Linked DNA regions of Homo sapiens: region 1 is linked to region 2. Evidence: read pairs that join two places in POLR2A ChIA-PET (ENCODE). Cell type or tissue: HepG2. All regions are shown on one strand. Each heading gives the region's core, and the rest is flanking DNA. Links, peaks and the distances in the headings are about the cores only.

Region 1 (4,448 bases), core at 391-4,390, 220 kb after region 2:
CCAGGCTGGTCTCAAACTCCTGACCTCAGGTGATCTGCTGGCCTCAGCCTCCCATTTTCTTTCTTATTAACTATAAATATATTTGAGTCAGAGATGTTTTATGCTGTTGATCTGCTTGCAACTCCAATTAACTCACTTTGTGAAAACATGCCCCATGTGGTATAAGAACCAGGGATACATTTTGTGAAATTATTTCTCCTTTTAGTGTCATTAACCAGTGCATTGTGAAATTTTGTTGAAATAGCAAATGCTTGCTTTTCCATGCAGACATTCCAAGTCTGTCCTCTCACCTCTGACCTGCGTCACACTTGCCACCCATCACAAAGCCAGCTGCTTTGAAATCTCTGAATCGTGCAATTCCAAGTACAGCAAACGGTTACCTGGAGCAGAGAGGTCAGTGTGTTGACGTGTTTCCTGTTTGGAACCTAGGTCTGAAATACCATTGAATTGAGCTACCTCTATAGACAGCAGTGATCCATGTCTCTAAAATGTTGTTCTCAAGAGGCCATAGGATTCCTAGGAATTTTTTTTTTTTTGAGATGGAGTCTCACTCTGCCACCCAGGCTGGAGTGCAGTCGCACAATCTTGGCTCACTGCAACCTCCGCCTCCCAGGTTCAAGCGATTCTCCTGCCTCAGCCTCCCGAGTAGCTGGGATTACAGGCACGTGCCACCAAGCCCGGCTAATTTCTGTATTTTTAGTAGAGACAGGGTTTTACCATGTTGGTCACGCTGGTCTCAAACTCCTGACCTCAGGTGATCCACCCCCATTAGCCTCCAAAGATGCTAGGATTACAGGCATGAGCCACCACACCCGGCCAGGATTCCTAGGAAATTACACTCAGAACAAAGTTTGCATGGACACTTTCTTAATTTAGTGCCAATCAGATGATTTTACAATCACTTCTCTGAGCATCTGAGAGATAGGAAGCATTTTTAACATCTATATATTTATTTCTTTCTTCCTAAAATAAAGATAGCAGAAAGAGCCACTGTTGTGGGGGATTTTAAGCTGTGGAGGTGACTTTTATAAAATATTATAGAAGGAGATGTATTTCAGAAGAAAGAACTTCCAGTTCCTGCAGCCCTTTTGCCTTTTTTTTGAGACAGAGTCTCGCTCTGTCACCCAGGCCAGAGTGCAGTGGCCCAATCTCGGCTCACTGCAACCTCCACCTTCTGGGTTCAAGCAATTCTCTGCCTCAACCTCCCAAGTAGCTGGGATTACAGGCACCTGCCACCATGCATGGCTAAATTTTTGAATTTTTAGTGGAGACGGGGTTTCACCATATTGACCAGGCTGGTCTTGAACTCCTGACCTTGTGATCCACCCGCCTCAGCCTCCCAAAGCACTGGGATTACAGGCGTGAGCCACCACATCTGGCACCTCTTGCTTTTAATAAGAAGCCTCGGCTGGGCTCAGTGGCTCATGCCTGTAATCCCAGCACTTTGGGAGGCCGAGGCAGGCGGATCGCTTGAGGTCAGGAGTTCAAGACTAGCCTGGCAAACATGGTGAAACGCCATCTCTACTAAAAATACAAAAAAATTAGCCAGGCATGGTGGCGGGCGCCTGCAATCCCAGCTACTCGGGAGGCTGAGGCAGGATAATTGCTTGAACCCGGGAGGCAGAGGTTGCAGTGAGCCGAGATCGCGCCATTGCTCTCCAGCCTAGGCGACAGAGCAAGACTCCGTCTCAAAGAAAGAAAGAAAAAAAGCCTCTGGGAGGGAGCACTGCACAGTGTACCAGCTGAGCGCCTGACCTTTGGAGTTGGACAGAACTTTGCTGAGTCCCTGCTTTTCTCTTAGCGCCTGTGTAATGTGGCCTCCCAACACCTTGGTTTCTTCTCCAACCTCATTCTCACCAGCCATTGGGCTAGGCAAGGGGACACAGCAACTAAGTTGGACAGAAGACAAATAAATGAGAGTTTGTGCAAAAAACCCAAAAAAGGTAACTTTGTAGACTATGGATTAAAAATCTGAGCAAAATTCCGATAGTTTCTTATAGAACAAATTGGGAGGCATGGAGAGGAGAAATGTGGAAGGCTTGGGAGTGATGAGAGTTTGGAACAGCCCTTGTCAGGATAGGAGAGGAAGGGGCTCAAGGAAGACAAGAGAAAGCACTAGGCTAGGGCCCAATGGCTCGAGGAGAGTACCAAGCGCCCTGCATGGTGGACTGTTCCAGCAGGCTGATGGAACACAGGGGGTTCAAAGGAACCAGTGATGCAGTCATGCTGTGGCTGGGGTTTACAAAAGGCTAAGTGACTCACTAAAGGTCACACAGGGACATTTACACAAACATCCTGGCCCCAAGTCCAGTGCTCTTTCTAATCTATAACAGGGTCTTTCCTTTTTTTTTTTTTTTGACAGGGTCTTGCTCAGTCGCCCAGGCTGGACTGCAGTGGCATGAACACAGCTCAAGAGCTCTTGCCACAGCTTCCCCAGTAGCTGGGACTACAGGCATGCGCCACCACACCAGGTTTAAAAAAATTTTTTTTTGTTTTGATTTTTAGTAAAGACAGGGGCTCACTGATACTGTCATTGCAAAAATTATAACCAAGAAAATTATGATGGTCAAAGAGATCTGACCTAACTGACTCTATCTTGCTTCTAACCTCCAAACTGTCCTTGTTCTGGGTGTAGGCCCAACTAACTCTGGGAGGAGCTTAGATTATAGTTTAGCGTTGAAACAAAGACGACAACAGCCCTTTCCCAAAACAAACCCCCTTCCTGCCTGGGGACTAGGCCGCCTTGTAGGACTAACAAATTAGCCACAAGTTTACAAATTATGGTTTAGGAGTCATGCAGCTGGAGACTGCAAGATTCTAAACCTCCCCAAATAGCTCCTCAGGATGACATCACTATTGTAAAACCTAAGATCACAGATAAGATTGAGATATTTTTGCAGAGCCTGTACTTGATGGATTGATCAGCTGGCACTACCCAGATTGATAAACTGCCTCATCTGGTTTTGTGGCCCCCACCCAGGAACCGACTCAGCGTAAGAGGACAGTTTAGACTCCCTATGATTTCATCTCCAACATGACCAATCAGTACTCCCACTCACTGGCCCCCTACCCACCAAATTATCCCTAAAAACTCCAAACCCCGAATTCTTGGGGAGATTGATTTGAGTAATAATAAAACTCTGGTCTCCTGCACAGCTGGTTCTGCGTGAATTAAACTGTTTCTCTATTGCAATTCCCCCATCTTGATAAATTGGCTCAGTTGAGGCAGCGGGCGAGAAGAACCCATTGGGCAGTTACATCACTGTGTTGCCCAGGTTCAACTCGAACTCCTGGGCTCAAGCAATCCTCCTGCCTCAGCCTCCCAACATGTTGGGATTACAGGCATGAGCCACCACACCCAGCCAAGTCTGTCCTTAATCAGGGTTCCTTTGGGTCTCATTTTCTGAAGCTGCAAAAGCTATTGGACCAGGTGACATTGCCAACCCCTTTAAGCTGCTGTAACTGTAGTTTCAGCTGCTGGATCTGCTTTCAGTTAGTTATGTTCCCCATCACTTTGGACAAGTCATCCCAACTCCCTGGCTTGTTTTTGTAACTCGATTACAGTCCAGAAGCCCAAGTTCTAAAGTGCTGATTCTGATGAGTGTCCATGTACCAGGCACTCTGATCCCATCATAGCATCTACTACAGCCTGGGAGGTCTACTCAAGTGTGCATTCATGTTAAGCACTAACACCAATTAAATCACTTAAATAACGTAGGTAATTATCCAATAGCACATCCAGACGTGGTGGCTCACACGTGTAATCCCAGCACTTTGAGAGGCCGAGGCAGGCAGATCACCTGAGGTCAGGAGTTCGAGACCAGCCCGGCCAAGGTGGTGAAACCCTGTCTCTACTAAAAAATACAAAATTAGCTGGGTGTGGTGGCGCATGCCTGTAATCCCAGCTACTTGGGAAGCTAAGGCAGGAGAATCGCTTGAACCCAGGAGGGGGAGGTTGCAGTGAGCTGAGATTGCACCATTGCACTCCAGCTCGGGTGACAGAGTGAGACTCTGTCTCAAAAAAAAAAAGAAAAAAAAAGAAAAAAATAATAATCCAACAGCACATCTAAACAAGGCTTAAAGTTGTAAAATAAAATTACACTGTGTGGAGGGTGTGTGTGTGTGTGTGTGTGTGTGTGTGTGGGTGAGAGAGAGAGAGAGAGAGAGATGAGGTCTCTGTCATCCAGGCTGGAGTGCAACAGTGCCATCATAGCTCACTGCGGCCTCCAATTCCTGGCCTCAAGCGATCCTCCCGCCTTGGCCTCCCAAATAGCTAAGAATAGAGGCATGTGTCACCACACCTTTTTTTTTTTGTCGTTGTTTGTTTGTTTTTATGAAACGGAGTCTCGCTGTGTAGCCCAGGCTGGAGTGTAGTGATGCAATCTTGGCTCACTGCAACCTTCACCTCCCAGATTCAAGCGATTCTCCTGCCTCAGCCTCCCTAGTAG
Region 2 (7,998 bases), core at 1,992-5,991:
ACATCCCCTTCTCCAAGATCATCCTGTTCGGTCATAATGGGTGAGAGTCTCCCACTAATAGTACTAGCATTTGAGCTAGTTCGAGGGCGAAATGTACTCCAGTTATCAAAGTCATCATTGCTGTGAGAGCCAGGGCTTGCAGGCCATTTGGAAAACTGTGATCCAGGGCTGTCCCCAGCACCCTCCTGGCCAGACTGGAGAGATGCTTTCTTCTTGGCAGCTCGGCTTCGGCTCTTAGCAAATTTACTGTTGTTGTCCATGGATGCAGCTCTTCTCCTAGGAGATTTCCCGCTCTTGCCACCCTCTGGATTGAGCATCCACCAAGAACTTTTTCCAGTTCCTTCATTCTGCACACGAATGAACTTGCTGTGTAGGGACAGATTATGACGAATTGAATTCTGTAAGGCAAAACATCTTATTAGAAGTACAATACTTCTCTGCTTGCAAAACTTCCTATTCTACATGTATTACATGGAAAACAAGTAAAAAATCTTAAGAGTGTGTGCTACAGATTTCCATCTGAACAGTCCTAATGGCTCTGAAGCCACTACAAAAGATCTCAAATAGCACAGGAATAAATAGTATCTTATCTTAAAAACAATATCTGTGGCTGGGTGCGGTGGCTCACGCCTGTAATCCTAGCACTTTGCGAGGCCCAGGCAAGCGGATCATGAGATCAGGAGATCAAGAGCATCCTGGCTAACACAGTGAAACCCCATCTCTACTAAAAATACAAAAAATTAGCCAGGCATGGTGGTGCAAACCTGTAGTCCCAGCTACTCGGGAGGCTGGGGCAGGAGAATGGCGTGAACCTGGGAGGCGGAGCTTGCAGTGAGGCGAGATCGTGCCACTGCACTCCAGCCTGGGAGACAGAGTGAGACTCGATCTCAAAAAAAAAAAAAAAAAAATTCTATATCTTAATTTAATGAAGGGACAAAATTTAATAAAGAGTATTGTAAATACCTTCTTTTATACAGCTACATTTTATGGAAAAATCAAAGGAATTGGTTTTAATAACCGCTTAAATTTTGCTTAGCTACAATAGTACTCTGTATCAAAGTGCTATCAAAAACCCCTTCCATTCTACTATCCTTAAAACTACTGCCAATTCTCTTCAGTTTGAACCTGTGCCATTTACATAAAGAAGTTTTATATTACTGGGCCCACATACTTACAGAAACAAAAAAGACAAAAGAATATAGAATATATAGAATATAGAATATAGGCCAGGCATGGTGGTTCACACCTATAATCCCAGCACTGTAGGAGGCCAAGGCAGGCAGATCACCTGAGGTCAGGAGTTCAAGACCAGCCTAGCCAACATGGTGAAACCCCATCTCTACTAAAAATACAAAAATTAGTCGGGTGTGGTGGCAGGCGCCAGTAATCCCAGCTACTTGGCAGGCTGAGGCAGGAGAAGGAGACTGCGGTGAGCTGAGATCACTCCAGCCTGGGCAACAAGAGTTAAACACTCTGTCGCCAAAAAAAAAAAAAAAAAAAGAATATAGAAATATAGAGCTGATCAAGAATTAAAGGCCCCCAAATTAATAAGACTTGGATTCATTCACACCTTTAAAGCCCATTAAGCAAATACAAGTGAATGTAAGGAAAACAGAGTCATTGCTTTTGTATTTGAGAAAGCTGACCTGCCAAAAGAAATTTTTTTTTAATTCAAGTAGTGCCCCTACCCTCCAGTTCTACCAATGACCAGTAGTATGAGCAGGATGCACCAACTAACTCCATGACACACCTCCACGTAGCCAGGGGCTACACTGTCCAAACAGACAACCTGGGATGGGAAGAAATGACAGAGAACGCAAAGAGCTCTAACTCTCAAGCTACCGCAGCTTCATAACTAATCATGCCATGTTTATCATCCCTAGGCCAACTAGGGAAGAAAAACCAACAATCTTTCTTTTGAGTACTTCCTGGGTGGCTCTGCTACTTACTTACCTAGGTGACCTTGGGAAGCTGCCTAGCCCCTAATGTGTCTTAAGTTTCCTCACCTGTAAAGCAGGGCTAAATTACAGAGCCTTATCAGGGTTGTTACATGTACTAAATGAGATACATAAAAATGCTCAGCGGTGCCTGGCATGTAAGCAGTCACCATGAAGGGAATATTAGACCCCAACTTAGAATAGTGGTATCCTGCGCCCCAAAGTCCTGCTTCTCTATTCCTATTCAGTGTGGTATGTATAGGAGCTTAGAAGTAGTACAGATACAAACCCACAACTGCAAATATATGGTGAAAGGGGCCAGAGGTGGTCTCTCCAAGTTTCAGCAGAAACACCAGAGCCAGGCTGCAGATGAGAAAGCCATGGTTTGATTCACCTCCTCTACAACACAGAGTAAGATGGTGTTCAGGGGAGTCCGTGGGACACGTGGAAAAGGAGACGAGGGAAACGCTGTGAGCTCCCCAGAAGGAAGGGCCTTGTCTTATAGCTTCTGGCCCCCAGCACAGTACAGGGCACACAGCCACTACACCTTGTTCATTCAGCAGCCTCTTTCCTCAGAGGTCTGCTCCCAAGGAGTGGGATTCTGGGTGCCCTAAGACCCTGGAATGTGCACAGTCTCCCAGCTTTCTTGGCCTCCTCTGCCAACTGGATGCAAGGCTCAGCTGACCATGCCCCCTGCATCTCTGCGGCCCCTCTTCTCAACCACAAAAAGGCTCTGGCTGGATTTGTGGTCACCCAGGGGTGCAGCCACAGCGCCCACATCCTCATGCCATTGACATGGGACGCCCGGGCCCGAGTGCCAACCACTGCGCCTGAGCAGAGCCTCTGCACAGCAGGATGAGGCCTGGCTCCAACACAAACTGGGAGAGAAGTCTTCTCTCATTAAAAGGTGGTAGAAGAGAGAAAATGGAGGGGTCTCACTTTCTAAAGGGAGATGCAAAAGTCAGGGTAAGGCCCAGCAGTCAGGGCTGAGAAATCCACATTTCAAAACGCCCTCTGACTCTCTGTACTGCATTCCGCCTAAAGATTTCAACACAGCAGCTACGTGACAAGCCCTCCTGCCAGAGCATACAGTGAAGTGTGAGAGCGGGGAAGACACCACCGGAGCCCCAGATTCCCGGCTGGAACGGAGCAGGTGTGTGGTGATGGCAGTGACTGTCTCCTGTTCCCAAGAATCCCCACCTTCCTCCACACCCAAGATCTACCCTCACCTCGAGACACGCTGTGAGGAGGGCCAGGGGCTTAGAGTAGGTACAAGAATCCCTAAAAGAGGCCAGGGAGTACATTTCCCTCCCATCCTATTGCATTCCCCTAAGATCCCCAAATTCCTATGGGAAGGCGCCACACACACACATGTATGCTCACAGAGCCACAGCCTTGTCTGCTGTACCCACCAACCCCAGCCGAACCGAGTTCTTAATTCCTCCTTAAGATCAGCAGGCCCGCACTTGGGGTAGCACTGGAATGCAGCCCTGCAGTCTGACCCTGACATTTTCTATACACTGGAAGTCCAGGCATTTGCACAATATTCCATCATGACAGTTTTGTTCTTTGAACACAATAGACACACAGATAAGCTCCGATGAAATCTCTGGAGGAGAGGAAGCTTGACTCCTGTCCCTGTCACATTTAGTTAATGATAAAGGGGGAAGAAAGATCTTCCCAGATAGAAGCTTCCTGGTTGTTGCATTGACTTGGGGAGAGGGGGTGAAGCTCTCTAACATTCATGATAAGCCTGTCAGATCACTGGCAAGCCCAGCTGGGGGTCATTTTTAAAAAGACTGCAGGAGACATAATAAGGAAATCTTTAAAACATTCAAGAAGCGTTCACTAACTCAGGTGGGACATATACTAATTTAGACTTTAAAAAAAAAAAAGCCACAGCAGTCTCCTACTTATCAAAACATCATATTACATATTTTTCTAAGAGGACATTTCAGGTCGCTCTTTGAGTAACAGAGCTGTTTCCTAACTTTGCCAACAATTAAAATTTTTTCCGAACAGGAAAAGGTTTGCTGTGCAGGACTTGTTACATAAATTCCTGTTTTTCACACAGCCAGCGGGACATTAAAGAAGCTACGGTTTCTAGGGGGTGGGGTTTGAAAAGGTAAATTTTGTAAAAATGTGTTGCTATTAACGACGTTGTGTCTGCACTCCCCTACTGGCCACAGGAGAGGCTGGATGGAAGAGCAGTTCACCAGAAGGACTTCGCAGCAGAGCCGCGTGAGACTGCTGGGCTCTGAAATATTATGCCCTTGAACTCTCAACAAATATTACCTGAGGACAGAGGCAGGATGTCAGGACAGAGGTTCATGCCCTGTCAATCACTTGCCCAAATCCAGCGTTTCTACATGACGGCACTAGAGAAACACAAGCCAGCCAATCTCCTCTCCACTAGCTTGTTTCTCTGCAGCCCCACTCACAAGCCTCTGCACACACCCCATCTGCCATCTGCATGCCTGGCCACCCCAAGCAGTGCAGCATGTGCTTCCTGGGAAGCCTGACCCAATGAGCTCCACAGATGGGGGAGTCGGGGAACCCCGACATGGTGTAGTCGGGGAACCCCGACATGGTGTACTTGCTTGTTCAACCTGCTCTGCTGGCTGTTCTATGTTCAGATTCTGAGTTCCTTAAAGAGCAAATGGGCTAAAGCTTGTCTTTAATTTCTAATATCATAGCCTCAATAACTGTTTGTTGCTTGACCCCCAAAAAAATTACAAGGAAGATATGGTGTCTTACACAATACACATCTTTTAACCATCCATTTGAGTACCAATTCATGTCAACTAACATTTACTGGAAACTATTTTGTGGAAGGAGTAGCGAAAGACATGAAGGAATGAGACACAGAACATGCCCTCCAGAAGCTTTTGATCTACCTGGGGAGAAAATAAGTACACGTAAAGAGCCACTTAATAGGATGACACAACCCATAGACTGTCCAGGAACACGGACCTTTTCTCTCCAAAGGCTGCCACCCTGCCCTCCATGCCCCAGCTTCTGTCTCAGCCCAACTGGCCCCTCCAGAAGCATTTCTTGATGACCTCATCCCATCCTGCAGCTCTAACATGGGACCTTACTTACTCACCCCTCTTTATGATTCCACTATGTCTGATCCCTGGGGCGGTGGGGGGGCATGCCTGACTTCCCACTACACTGTGAGCTGCTCAAGTGAGCACAGGGACCTTTGTCTGTCTTCTTGTACACTGTATCCTCACAGCACCAACACCATAGGGGCACTCAAGTATCTGTTGAACAGATTAGTATTTCCTACATTTACAAAGTTGGTGCAAAGATTAAATGAGATAGTATGCGTGGAAAGGCTTACCTTAATCTCTATTAGCTAATGTTACTGTTATCACTACTGGCATAATAGCATCCATAAAATAACATATGTCTGTGTTTTACAGACCTATGTATGTCATAAACATTAGTCTTATTTCTTTATAACCACACACTGCACTGCTCTCACTTAACATGAGGCTTTTTTATATGTTAATTACTGGAAAGATTGACTGGTTTGGGAAAAACAGTTCATTTTTCTCTTGACACTAGATATTGCCTCAGAACTGATTCAAATACTAAGGTGAGGCTGTCAGTGCCCTGGTCAGCCAATGTCACTAGAATATTTAAGTCTTCTCAAGGTGCTGCAGCCAAGCCACATGTGCAGGCATCACACATTGCTGGGGCCAGGGGCCTCCGAGCTCTGGACACAGCCAGCATGTGCAGAGCAGCAGCAGGGGTTGGCAGAGCAGGGACCTCAACAGGCCAGTTGGGAAGCTCCATGAAGGATGGTTCTGATGTTCTGTCTCTGTGGCTGGAAGAAGTGAGGTGCTGAGGCTGGTCCCCAGAGACCCCTGAGGACACATGCCCTCCCCAGGATGCTCCCAGACCCACTGTCTAAGGCAATCATCAGCCACTGAAGTGCAGGATGAAATCTTTACAACTTTCATTGACTTTCATTTTTTTTTTTTTTTTAAAGACAGAGTCTCACTCTGTTGCCCAGGCTGGAGTGCAGTGGCTTGATCTTGGCTCACTGCAACCTCTGCCTCCCAGGTTCAAGCGATTCTCCTGCCTCAGCCTCCTGAGTAGCTGGGATTACAGTCACCTGTCACCACGCCTGGCTAATTATTTGTATTTTTAGTACAGGCGGGGTTTCACCATGTTGGCCAGGCTGGTCTCGAACTCCTGACCTCGTGATCTGCCTGCCTCAGTCTCCACAAAGCGCTGGGATTACAGGCGTGAGCCACTGCGCCTGGCCTACTTTAAATTTTTTATCTCATTCTTTTAAAATTCTTATTTGTGAATGTATTATATAATTACACAATATATTTAAAGTGTATAAACAAATACATGTTTTATCAAAAAGGGTATGTGATTTTTTTAATAAAAACCATTTACAGACCACTAGTCAGTCTATCACGGTAGTCTTCTAGGAGCCTGAAGGCCCAATAAAGATGATCAAGTGAACAGAACTAGCTCTAAATCAAGTCTAGGTTGACTTTGCCCCCATCCCTCAAGACTGGGTTGAAAAAAGAGACCTGGTCCCACCCTCTGCTTGCAGCTCTCTGCCTCCTAAGAGCTGAGCCTGGCTGCCTTCCCAGCCACTTCTCTTCACCCTGGCCTGGACTCTCACATCCCCAACTCCTGTCTTCCAACCTGAGCTGCCACTTGACATGCATCTAGCCTGTCCCTCAGCCTATATGAAGACCACCACCTGTCAGCCACGGGTCTCCACACCACTGCTACATTCTACATTTCTTTCTGCTTGGCAGTTCTATGATTACCCTGGTCTTTATATTTAACCAAAAATAATGCAAAACCTCAACTTAAGGCTGAATACACCTTGCTCATGAAACCCTTAGATGGCCTTCATACCCCGTGTTTTATATTTTTGTATTTATTTCATAGTTTATTATATAAACTATGTATTTTATAGTTTACTGCTGTCAATACATCTCATTCCATCCTTGCAACAGCCCTATAAGGCAGGTATTACTGGCTTCACTTTAGAAATGGAAAAGGAAAAATTAAGACTCAGAAAATGATCTGTCCAGTTAGGGTTCAAAGCAAAGCTCTGTGATTCTACCTGCAACCCCACTGCTGGCTGAAAAAACTATCCCCTTGCCTTCACCACTGTTAAGAAGAATCAAAGGAACATACTTAAGGCTGAGGTTACTTGTGTGCACCTTGAGGGAGCAGAAATAATTCTGCTTACTAGTTTACAAAGCTCATTTTCTGCCTTAACAGGTGATAAATTTACACAATGTGGGCGGGCGTGGTGGCTCACACCTGTAATCCTGGCACTTTGGGAGGCTGAGGAGGGCAGATCACAAGATCAGGAGTTCGAGACCAGCCTGGGCAATATGGTGAAACCCCATCTCTACTAAAGATACAAAAATTAGCTGGGCATGGTGGTGGGCACCTGTAGTCCCAGGTACTCGGGAGACTGAGGCAGGAGAATCACTTGAACCTGGGAGGCAGAGGTTGCAGTGAGCCGAGATCGCACCACTGCACTCTAGACTGGGCAACAGAGCAAGACTCCGTCTTAAAAAAAAAAAATTTACACAATGTGATTTGCTCTTATTCTAGTGGGTTCTTCTTTATGGCAGGAATCCATAGCAGCTGAAGCGTGCATTTCAGATGTGAGCATCATCCTAGGGAAAACCTGTGGGGACTCACAGGGAAAGCGGAAAGGTCCCCAGAGACCCCCAGCTACCTAGAACTGCCCACCACCCTGCGTGAAGGTGTGAGCAACAGCCACCAAATCCAACAAAAAGAACTTCACACTCAGAAACTGGAACATATGATTAAATGAACTCATTGTCCCAGAAATTCTAGAAATTCTTTCAAAATGCTAGACAAACTACATTTTCCCAAAGCATTTAATCTAATTTCTGTGAACTTTCTCAATGTGTGCGATTGTTATGCAGGCTCCCGGCATGGCCTTTATTCCCTCCCTCCTCCTTCCTCTCTTTTACACCAGCTCTTCCTGCACTTCCACAAGTGAAAACAAACTGAACTAGGAAAATCTATTCAACAG

Evidence for each region. Peaks named below come from ENCODE experiments on the same cell type or tissue, not always from the same donor. Only the 100,000 strongest peaks of a DNase experiment are listed, where the experiment ranks them.
Region 1: POLR2A ChIA-PET joins it to region 2 with 5 read pairs; 1 of 35 experiments calls an interaction of 5 or more read pairs at or near these places.

The regions. Positions count from the first base shown.
Region 1 is chr13:40,784,443-40,788,890 of GRCh38, forward strand. No RefSeq gene overlaps it. Among named protein-coding and RNA genes, the nearest start is that of SLC25A15, 2.9 kb to the right of the region's middle. In HepG2, for the core only: no CTCF peak of the experiment used is centred there; DNase peaks (open chromatin) are centred at 1,784 and 2,259; H3K4me3 peaks cover 780 bases.
Region 2 is chr13:40,560,463-40,568,460 of GRCh38, forward strand. FOXO1 (forkhead box O1) reads right to left here. Exons shown (of 3, transcript NM_002015.4): 2 at 1-398. Among named protein-coding and RNA genes, the nearest start is that of LINC00598, 83 kb to the left of the region's middle. RefSeq lists enhancers at 2,866-3,619, 4,502-4,591. In HepG2, for the core only: a CTCF peak has its summit at 4,115; DNase peaks (open chromatin) are centred at 2,989, 3,539 and 4,199; H3K4me3 peaks cover 1,593 bases.